Linked DNA regions of Mus musculus: region 2 is linked to region 1. A link is a contact called in ENCODE POLR2A ChIA-PET data. All regions are on one chromosome and are shown on one strand. Each heading gives the region's core, a stretch centred on a gene start or an enhancer-like site at or near the end of the contact. The rest is flanking DNA. Distances are from core to core; before and after follow the strand shown.

What was found. ChIA-PET counts read pairs that join two places held with the same protein, here RNA polymerase II (POLR2A).
Region 2: POLR2A ChIA-PET joins it to region 1 with 13 read pairs in Patski. The contact joins the promoter of Glrx5 here to the promoter of Syne3 in region 1. POLR2A ChIA-PET finds 5 or more read pairs at or near these places in 2 of 5 experiments (Patski and embryonic stem cell).

What each region holds. Positions count from the first base shown.
Region 1 is chr12:104,995,327-105,000,836 of GRCm38, reverse strand. Syne3 (spectrin repeat containing, nuclear envelope family member 3) reads left to right here and starts at 2,160. Exons shown (of 19, transcript NM_001042699.2): 1 at 2,160-2,305; 2 at 3,235-3,366.
Region 2 is chr12:105,030,117-105,035,626 of GRCm38, reverse strand. It overlaps Glrx5 (glutaredoxin 5), which reads right to left and starts at 3,009. Exons shown (of 2, transcript NM_028419.3): 1 at 2,645-3,009. The coding sequence starts at 2,927. Snhg10 (small nucleolar RNA host gene 10) reads left to right here and starts at 3,348. Exons shown (of 2, transcript NR_003145.3): 1 at 3,348-3,667; 2 at 4,802-5,010. It overlaps Gm46374 (a long non-coding RNA gene), which reads left to right. Exons shown (of 3, transcript XR_003950254.1): 1 at 1-641; 2 at 1,526-1,768; 3 at 1,935-2,649. Mir3069 (microRNA 3069) reads left to right here and starts at 4,486; the gene lies at 4,486-4,550. It also overlaps Scarna13.

The sequences.
Region 1 (5,510 bases), core at 911-3,410:
CTGGAAAACCTGTTCTCTCCTTCTACCATGTGGGTCTGAGAGAATGGAACTCAGGTTTGTCAGGCTTGGTAGTAGGCCCCCTTACCTGCAGAGTCATCTGGCTGGGTCTGTGTCATGAACCCCCACCCCCACCCCAAGAGGCCAGGAGTCATCAGGTTGTTTGGTTACCCCACAGAGCAAAGTACTTCTTACATCATCTCTCTTTCTATGCAAAGGTCGGCTCTGCTTTCTATTTAATCAGTTTCTTTCTCCTCCTCCTGGGCCTGAGGTACAATCTGACAGATCTGGTGGGAATCCTGGTTCTCTCACCTGCAGTATATCTTGGCTGTCTCCTACGGGGCTAACTCACCTGTCCTGGGGGGCTGGCCACACCTTCCCTGACCCCTGAACATCCATCCTCTCAGGGCACCTCTCCCCATTTTCCTGGGTGCTCCCAAATCTGGAGGAGGGTGCTCCCAAGCCTGAAGGAAAGGCCGCAGGTAGCTGAGCATTTTTGCCTCCTCCACCCACTGCACCTGCAGAGAGTTGAGCTGGCACAGCTGCAGGTGACTCTGCCCTCAGCTCAGGTGACAGGATGCAGGCTACATTCCTTAATCACAGCTGTCTTTTTCTCTTATGGAATAGACCTGGGTGTGGGGAGTGTCAAGGTCTCTACAGTGGGACCCAGCACATCACATCCTGACCTGCTGTCTGGTTTCCAGCCTTGATCTTCCTGGTTCTGGATGTAGAACTCAGAACAGGGGTATTACAAGCTCAAGGCATCAGAGCGTAGACAGGGACAACCTTGACTTCCTTGCTCCTCCTGCCTCCACCTCCAAAGTGCTGGGATTACAGGCGTGTGCCGCCACCACATTTGGTATAGGTGGTGCTGGCAATTGAGCCCCGGGCTGTGTGTGTGCTACCCAAGAACTCTCTCTGCTCCCTGACCTACATCCCTGGCCCTTTCTGGTTCTTTGAACAATTCTGTTTATAGGATGTTTTCATGGTCACTTGCGTTGCCAGTAGAATTAGAAGTCTCTGGAAGTGAGGTTGTTTCTTCTGGAAACTCTTAGGCAATCCTGATGGGCAGGGATAGTTGAGAGCCCTGGGTTGGCCTGGGACAGTTGGGGACACTTCTGGGTGGCACTAATGTGTCCTCTTTCTGTTACTTCCTTCACTCTCTATCAAGGTGAAGACTTCTGTGCAAACAGAAGAAGTTCTTGGGTGTGTGTCTGTCCAGCGGGCTAATTTCTTAGGATGTGTAATAGACTCACCATTGATCCTGTTTCCTCATTTGAGGGAAAGATACAAAGTTTCCCTTTAATATAAATGTAAGTCAGGAGTGAATGAAGCAACCATCTGCACTTTTTGTGGTCGGCTCCGGCTTCTTTCATGGCTTTGAGGCAGGCTTGCAGGGCCCCTGGCAACCCTGCCCCATGCTGGGGAGACTGAGCACGTGCAGGTCCGGGCATGTCCTGTGTACACGTGGCTGAAGGGTGGGGCCGACACCCTGAAGGAAACCTCACCTCAGGTGCTGAGGACCCAGGACACTCCAGGGAGCTAGGCTACACTGGAGTGGTTGAGGGTTAACAAAGGAGTTTCCCAGGAGGCTTTACGTCAGCCCTTGGGATTGGCGTGGAGAATTCTTTCAACATGATGTGTTTGCCTCTTCCCCAAAGCATTCTGAGATGCTCTATCTGGTCGTCAAGATCTTTCCCTGGAGCCATTATTGTCCTGTAAATTTGGTGACGATATTACAAGACTTCAGTGCCCACAGGGGCCTGGTACTTTCCCGAAACACAGTAAACTGGTCATTCAGGAGCCCTGAGCTGCAGGGTAGAACCCTGTGGGTTCCCAGGACTGAACATGGTTCATACCTGTAGTCCCTGTGTGTTGGAAGGCTGAGATAGGAGCATCGCCATGAGTTTGAGTCCAGCCACAATGGTCTGAAGCAGGTCTCAGTGCTGTGACTGCTGATTGACTGGGAGCTAGGGTTAGATAACTTATTTGCTCATTTGCTCAGCAAATACCCAGCTCTTTCCGAACAATGCCCTTGCAGGGCCCTGCGGGAGATTACATCCCGTTGATCTGGGAGCTTGCTGACAGGGATTAATTTAATCATCGCCTTTACCCTGGGGTGAGGGCTCTCATATCTCCTTCCTGCTGTGCCTGGCAGTCTTGGAGGACCAGCATTGTTGAGGGGTCCCACAGCTAGGCGTGGCTCCAGACTGAGGGCGTATCTTCACATAGAGTTCCAATTTAGAGACTCCAGCCTACAGACAAACATTTGGGAAGGATCATGTTTTTCTGAGTTTCTTCTGGACAGGTGAGGAAGGTTCCAGAAGGTTCTAAAACCAGGATTGTGGAATGTCCATTTGGAAGAATGTTGTCTTCCAGGTGCTGTGAAGCGAACACTGGAGATAAATCTCTGGCAAGATTTAACCTTGGTGTTTTGTATTTTAAAATTCAGCATCAAATTTCACTTTATAGTATGGTGATTATTAATTTTTTATGTGTTGTTTTATTTGTTTCTAAGTTTTTAAGTCTTGTGTAGCCCTGACTTGATAATGGCTTTTTAACCTAGGCTGGTCTTGAACTTGTGGCAATCCTCCTGCCTCAGCCTCCCAAGTGCTGGGATTTCAGGCATGGGCAGCATGCTCTGCTAGCTTTGGTTTTCTCTGTGTTGTGGAGGTGGGTGTGTCCTCAGGGATGCTGCCTCCTCAGTTGATTGGGTGTTTGCTGGGCAGCGTCACTCTGAAAGTCAAATCAGGCTTGGGAGGAGGCCTCGGGGAGCTCGCAGGAGGCAATGCCTGATCAGAGGCAGCTGTCTTTAGAAGCAGGATGAACTAAGCCAGGGTCTTGTGCATCTGCTAGAGATGGGGACACCCAGGCATTGGTCCCTAGTGAAGGCATCCCTTGTGGTCCCCAGGACAAGCTGCTTGGTTTCTGGCTGCCTCTGAGAGCATACCGCAGGCTGCAGGACTCTGCGAGTGGCTGAGAGAGGAGGGGACGGGCAGACCTCGGGAGGGGAGAGGAAGGTGGAAGTGGTTGGTCAGCTGTTCTCAATTCGCCTCAGACAGAATATTCATCTGAGCTTAGTACTAAAAAAGTGCCCAGCTAACCAGGACCAGTGATCACCCAGATGGTGGACATTACCCCAGGTTAGCCCTGCGGTTCTGACTAGGGATGGGTGTCCCCTTCGGACTTCCATGTTCTAGAAGTCTCCAAGGCCCTGTTCCTCTCTTTGCTAGGCAGGTGGAAGCTTTCTTATCCTGGGGCCAACCCTGCCTGTCTGGAACCCTGTGCTTAATAATTCCTGTCCCTGTGGATGTGTGGGCTGGAGAGTCTTCCTTGTTTCCTCCGTGCTGGAGACAAGCGACCGGGAAGGTAATTCATGCCTTTGCATGTGTTCTCCCACTCCGTGTATGAGCCTTTCCCAGCCACCGCCACTGTTCTTCTTCCTTACTGACCTCTTCCTGAGCAAAGTCCTCTCCCCACAGAATCTCCTCGCACTGACCCTGGCTCAGCCTGCCTCTCTCTCCTGGATCAGCCTCTCTCTCTCTCTCTCTCTCTCTCTCTCTCTCTCTCATTTGCTTGTGCTTCCGTGAGTGAGCTGCGTAGCAAGGAAGCCGTGCAAGTCTGTCTCCACACGATGAGTGAAGCTCTGTTCTAACAGGGGAAGCTGGCTCTTTCATTCTCTCTGAAGGTGTCCTGTGTGCCAGGCACTGCCCTGGGTAGGGGGACTGAGAGATGGGCAGGACTGGAAAAGGTGTGGTTGCATTGGAATTGGCAATCTAGAAGGAACTACAGTTCAGAGGTCTCCTTTTTTTTTTTTTTTTGTCTGCCTGCCTCTCTCTCTCTGTCTCTGTCTGTCTGTCTGTCTGTCTCTCTCTCTCTCTCTCTCTCTGTGTAGGTTGATGACAATCTTGGGTGTGAGACCAAGTCTTTAACTGGCCTGGAGCTTGCCTAGTAGGCTGTCTGCCTACTTGGCTCAGGACCATTCTGTCTCTGCCTCCCCATCAAGTACATCATCAGCATACCCAGCTTTTTAAGTGGGTTTTGGGAATGGTGCTTGTTGTTTTAATTAGGGTTTCTATTGCTGTAGAAAGACACGATGACCATGGCAACTCTTATAAAGGAAAACATTTAATTGGGGGTAGTTGGGGCTGGCTTATAGGTTCAGAGGTTTAGTCCATTCTTATCATGGCGGGGAGTGTGGAGGCACACAGGCAAACATGTTGCTGGAGGAGGAGCCAAGAGTTCCATGTCTGTATCAGGAGGCAGCAGGAAGAGAGACACTGGGCTTGGCTTAAGCATTAAAAACTCCAAAGTCCACCTCCAGTATCACACTTCCTTCAACAAGGCCACACCCACCCTAACAAGGCCCCACCTACTCCAACAAGGCCACCTGTCCTAATCCTTTCAAATAATGAAACTCCCTATGAGCCTACAGGGGGCGTTTTCCTTTAAATTACTACAGAACTTAAGTCTTCACACTTCTGTGGCCAGTCCCTCAATGACTTGGCCACCTCCCTAGCCCTAAGTGTGTGTCCAACCTTTTGACACTACGCTGTTATCATAATGTCACCTACAAATGTTATAGGCCAGTCACAGCTCCTGGGATGGGTGTGGCCTGGCAGCTCAGCAGATACACAGAAACATGACAGCAGGTCATGAGTGCTGCCCGCCCCAGACAGTAAGACGACTCAGCAGTAAGACGACTCAGCCTGAAACACACGGCCACACGGTGTGTTCTCAGGAACCCAGGTAAGGCTGGAAAGAGAGAGCTGACGCTACAAAGTTGTCCTCTGACCTCCACACACACACACACATACTGTGGCACACACATCCCTCCCAAATCATATATGCACATGTGTGCGTACACATAATACATACATACATACACACATACACATATATATGTACATACATACATACACACACATGGTCAGACCTAGAACCCCTCCAGCTGTTTTAGCAGTTATAGGGGAAGCACAAACAGCCTAGGCCCAAATATAAGGTGCCCTCCTTTGTGACCAAAGTACTGCATCCTCCCATGAGGTGGTGGCAGTTCGACTCTTTGTGGGTCCACTTGGGGACTATGGCATTTGCCTTTCATGCAAAGCCTGTGGTCACCGGTTCCTTCCAGGAACTCAGTTAAAGCCAGCATTGTCTGAAAGGAGGGAGAGGGCAGTTTAGAGAGCTAGGTGGGCTTGTGTGCGAAGTGTGTGAGTGTGTGTGTGTGCGCGCGCGCGCGCATGCCCCACCCCCAGAGGAGGTATGGATGTATGGATCAGAGCTCACCAGCTGACCATGCTTTCCCACCAGCTAGGTGGCTGCCCTCAGGTGCTCTAGAGAAAGAGTCAGAGCCTCCCAGCTTCCTCTAGCTGAAGAGAGAGCAGGTGTTGGTCAGCTCTCAGCTCTACACACAACAGCCTCTCTCTTGGGTCTGACAGGAAGTTCGCCCAACACAAGCTTCTATGGAGGGAGGCAGAGGGGAGGGGAGAAAGGAGGGACACAGTCTGTCCCCA
Region 2 (5,510 bases), core at 1,760-4,259, 34 kb before region 1:
ACACACACACACACAACACACACACACAACACACACACACACAACACACACGGCAATGCCGCCTAGGCTTCTGCATCGAAAGTTTACAAGTTGTAAGAACAAGAAAACATGGGGTAACGGTTATGCATTCAAAAACGTTCAGCCCCCTACCTACCCTGGCAGACACTGCTCCTGTTCTAAAGAACACGTAGAGGTGGGCATGGGACTATCAGTGAGAGCGGTCACAGAGAAGTCTGTGCCGTGACCGTGAATAACACCAGCCTCGCCTTAGCATAGTAACCAGTCACAGAAAGCCTGCCCTGCTCAAGCAGCAATGTCAGCAGCACAGGCTACTGTGCAAGCCAGGCCCCTGGCCTCCGAGCGGGAGATGCTATGTGCAGACAGGTAGGATCTCACAATGTCAGCAGCCACAGGATCCATTGCCCAGGGAACCACGAAGCAGCACTGTGCCCTGGGTTCCTCAAGAGCCCGGTGGCTGTGGCCTGTGTGTACCTCCAGGTGATAAAAGTGAGGACCGGAAGGCTTCTCAGCATCGCTCGTCCTGGATCCTGGGTGAGAACCAGAGCCCTTTGAAAACTCTGGCATGAGGGAAAAGGACAAGGACGGACCGCTGTCACAGCAGCCACACTGCAGTGGGACAGGTAAGAGGGCCCCTCCTTGCCTGCCAAAGTGAGCATGAGCTGCCTGCCTGCCTGCCCTTTGGCAAACAGGTGTAGACAAAGTCCTCTTGAAAGGCTTAACCTGGCTAGCAAAGGACAACAACAAAATCAAGAGTTTTCTTCTGTCATTTGAGCACCTAATGATGAGAGATGGATGACAGAACAGGTCTTGCTATTCTTACTCATGCTGGTTGTACCCACTCTATCGAACCTCCAGTTACACTCACAGGGGAGCGGAAAGTCTAAGCCAAAGATCCTCAGGCCCCATGTTAAACGAGATATCCTCAACGCAGCTGTCTGCTAAGAGCCCCGCTAGCAGGGCAACACGCTACCGCAGGTAGGTCCCAGCTCAGAGGCCGAAGAGTAGCCCCTTATCTTCCCCTGCAGGGAGCCACCTCTGACCCAAAGCTACTGCATGCCCTGAGCCAGATAACCCCAGAGCCTCACAAGCAGCCAAATGTTAGCTGAGGAGGAAAACGCAGGGTTCAGAGCACAATGCCTGGCTTGCCATCATTCCTGTTAGCACTCATTACCTCGCCTCCCTTTCTCTGCTTTACCGCCCATCAACACTATCACAGGGAACAAGTGTGGGGTTAGCCACTTAACAACATGGAGGAAAAGTGCTTTGGAAGCCATCAGATTCAATAATAAAGTTGCTGCCACGTGGTGGGTGCCTTCTGTGCCAGAGAGGATGACATTATTATATACAGTAGAGAAGGGGGTGGGGGGTTCCCACAATGCAGTGCAGCCTGACTTTGAACTGGTGGTCCCCCTGCCTCCGCCTGAAGAGAGCTGGGTTATGGAAGTGAGTTACTATACCCGGCTGTAATTCTTATTTTCTCTCGTTTCCTCGTGGACTCTGCCAGGTTCGGTGTCATAATCTTCATTATACTGAGAAGGCAGTATAATGAAGTAGTATTACAGTAGGCTGTGCTGCAGACCCACCACAGATGATTCCAAGCCAAACCTGCTCTCCACGGCCCCAGCCTCATCAAGAAGAATGACCATACGACGAACAACTATAATCAGTAATTGCAAATGTTGCATACTCCATTCTAACACAGACAAGTCTCCTCTCAGCACAGTGACCAACCCAGAGCACTAAATCAGTAAGATGGGGGGGGGGGGGCTACTTGAATACAGGGTTCCCCGGATTCCACTGAAGGAGGAGCAGGGTGCGGGGAGGGGGCAGCTTTCCCATTACCCGGCCCACCTTGACCGATTCTTGCCAAGAATCAGAACCAAATCCCTGGCCTTTCTCTTCCTCGCTCACAGCAAGCACAAGACGGAGAGAAAGGCGCCTGCCTGGTACTGTGTATAAAGGATTCCAACTAGACGTCAGGACGCAGTCGCTTTGCCTTGGGGCCAGTAAAAAGCTGTTCTGCTCTCTGCCCTTTGGGCCCAACCTGGCCGCAGTTTGCTAATCTGGTCGGGGGTCAGAAGTTTTCTTAGTGGCTTCCTCTTTCCGCTGAGCCTCTACCATGTCTTAGTCTCCACACACTGTTCTTTGATGCTACAGTATCTAAAAAACAAACTTCGTGTCTTTCCCAACGTGAGTCCGGCTAGACTATGGTGAAACCTTCTCTCCAGCAAGAAGACAGTCCCTGACCCTCGGGGCCTTAAACATTATTAGTCAGCCTCTGACCTCGTTAGGCACACACAGGCAAGCCTGAAACCTCTTCCCTACATACGTAGTAGCATCAGTCCCTCACCTAGCAAGTACGCTGCTGGCTTCCAAGCCCTCAAATTGTCCCCAAGGGTATTCGCAGTGAGTCCCCCTCTCAGCCAGCCACTCCCCAGTCGACCTGCTCAGAGGGGATCATGATGCCGACTACCCCCTCTCCTATGCAGTCAGAAACATCTCGCCCCGAGGTGGGCCGAGGCGAACCCTCCGCCCATGTGGCTACACAACCAGGGAAGGCCCTTGCTCCTCGGGATCTGCTCAAGTTCACCGCGCCCTCGCAATCGGATCCCACGGGCCTGACCTTGCCTCAGCTCCGGGTCGTCCAGCACGTTGTAGGCCGCATAGTCGCGAACACCGTGCAGCCGCAGAATCTGCACCACGGCGTTGCTGAAGCCGCACTGGGGCTGCTCGGGCGTCCCCTTGAGGAACACCACCACCTTGTCCTTCTTCACCAGCGCGTCCAGCTGCTCCGCCTGGCCGCCCGAGCTCGCCGCCCGCACGCCGGCTCCGGGCAGGCCACCGCCACCAGCGCTTCGCCCCCAGCGCAGCAGAGCCGCCGCCGCCCGGCTCAGGGACGCGCTCATGCCCGCTCGCTGTCCACCGCCTCTGCGGCCACTCCAGGGCTTACAGAGCCCGTGGTGTCCGGCCGGCCCACCAGAGGCTCTCATTGGACAAGCTCTGGGATGAGTCTCGTGATTGGACAATACTGGCTCAATTCCACCAATCACATCGCTTACACCGTAGGGTGGGCCTTCCCTGGGAGCCGCGTCCTACAGGCTTGCTAGTGAGCGAGGACGACCGCTTTGCGTGTTGATTGGACAAATCGGACGTCCGTCGGTGAAGGGCATGAAGAGGCGTGACTAGAGGAAGCCGGCTTTCCTCGTGCGGGCGTTCGAGGCCTGGCCGGATACGCCAAGATGATAGGGCAGGCGCGAGGCGGGGCTTCTGCCGCCCGCGGCACGCCGGGAAGGAGTCACGTCCAGACGCAGCTTCCGGTTCCTTTTGCGGTGATTGCTACGGTAACGCGGCCGGTAGTCCTGCGATGGCGTGCACCAGAGAGGAGGTGGCCTTCCATGCCTCACCGGCTGAGGCCAGCCGCGAACCTGGCGTGTCCTGGTCTGCCCGGGGCTCCAGCCTCCGACCCGCCATGCACATGGACATCCAAGCCGTGTCCTGCGGCCTCCCGTGGGATTCTTCCTCCAGAATGAGGTTTTTTTTTTTTTTAGCATAAAACTATAAGTATTGTGTATGTATGATCTGCGTGCATGCATCTTCAGAAGACGACTTTTATAAAGGGTCCGGGGATGGAACTCTAGCTTGCAGGGTAAGTCCCTTGGCACGCTGAGCCCTCTCCCTGGCCTCTAGAATGATGCTCTTCTCGTAGAAACGTGTAAAGTGCTCTAGCCGTGGGACGGCTGGCTTTGGGGTCTCGGTGACTACTGGGGTCGGGAAGGATTGAAAGAACAAGGGAATTGGTGGGTTGCCGGGCCCTGTGGCCATTGTCTGCAACGTTGCCTTGCCTCTTAAGAGGCTGAGGCAGGAGGATCAGTTGAACTCAGGAGTTCTAAATAAGCCCGAGTCAGCCCGGGCCGTACAGCAGGACCCTTTTTAAGAGGGAAAACGGAGGGTGAGGATGTAGCTCAGTAGGAAGTCGTTTTCCTAGTGTAAGCGACGTCCAGAGTTCCACCCCGTCACATGCACACAGACAGTAATAAAAGAGAGTATTCTCTTAGTGAATTCCGGTGTAGATGATGATGGCCCCAGGGTAGAGTGCTTGCTTGCACATCTGCTGGGGATGGTGCAGAAGAGTGGGCAGGCGCGTCGTTTTTTTACATGGACTTCCCCCTAGAACAGAGCCCCGGGTGTGGTCAGTTCTCCCGCCGGTAGTACGCAGATCCAGATCCTGGCCAGCAGGCCTCCGCAGCCCACTATCTAATCTGCAGTCTTGGCCCTGCGCTGGGTTAGCGGTACCCTAGAGCACACCAGACTTGCAGAGAAAGCAGACAACAGAGGAAGCTGAGGCATGCCTGCTCGAGAGGCAGCAGGCCCATGTGCAATTTTCCTCTGATAGGGCCTGGGTACTGTTGCCACGGTGATAATGGCTGTGCCGTGTCATTGTCGATCCACCAACAGTCAGAGAAGCTTGGCAGTCAAGATATTGTTTAGCAGACGGAGCGGTTTCTGTTGGACACTAAGTACTGCCACAAAACCTCGAGCGACTAAGCGTGTTGCCGGAGGTGGTCTGTTTGCACCCGGGGAGTGAATGTAAAAAATCAGAGTTCACACAGAGTGAGCCATGGGATGTGCTAAGCTGTGGCTCAGAGGGAAACCGGAGCCACTCGCTCTGAAGACAGATGGGAACCAACCGCCTGGCGGGTTCCTTGTCATTGTATTGATTCCTGGTTTTTTTATTTTTTTCTGATGGCAAGCCCCAAACTAAAATCTTGTTATTTTGCAGATCCTCTGATTCCAGGTACCATACAAAGATGTTTACAAGAAATGCAGAGGTAAAACAGCTGCTCCGAAAGCCAACCTTTTGTGTCCTTAACGGCAGAGTGTCAGTTAAATCGCCCCAGCGCCCGGAAGCTTTTATTCATGTTTACACTGCTGTGAGTAGTTATAAATAAATAAACCAATAAATAAATGCTGGCAGTTTGCTTCTGGGAAGCTGTGTGTCTCGTCTACTCTCAGCCGTCCAATTGGCTTTGGTGCTCACTGGGTGAAGGGAAAGACTTTGCAGACTGCTCTGGGGACCTGGAAGCAGAGCAGTGGTGGCAAACAGCATGTTGCTAACTATTAGTGGTAACAAAACTCCTGGCCCAAAAAAAAAAAAAAAAAATAGCAGCTTAAGGGAGTAAGGGTTTACCTTGTCTCCCAGCTGGCAGGTGCAGGGATCATGGCAAGAGCTTGAGGTGGCTGGTTGCATGGCATCCAGCAAAGAGATGAACACCGCTGCCTGCCTCCAGGTCCCCATCCTGCAGGGGTCAGCGGCTCCTCCTCCCTACGTAAACCTTTCTGGAAGCATCCTCATAGACAGACACATCCTCAGGAGTTTCCATGGTGACTGTGAATCCCGTCGAGGTGACAGTGGAGACAGAGCTTTCACACTGACTTTATGTATAGTTCGTTGGCCTAGGAAAGAGTTTTCTCTTTAAGTCATCAGATAT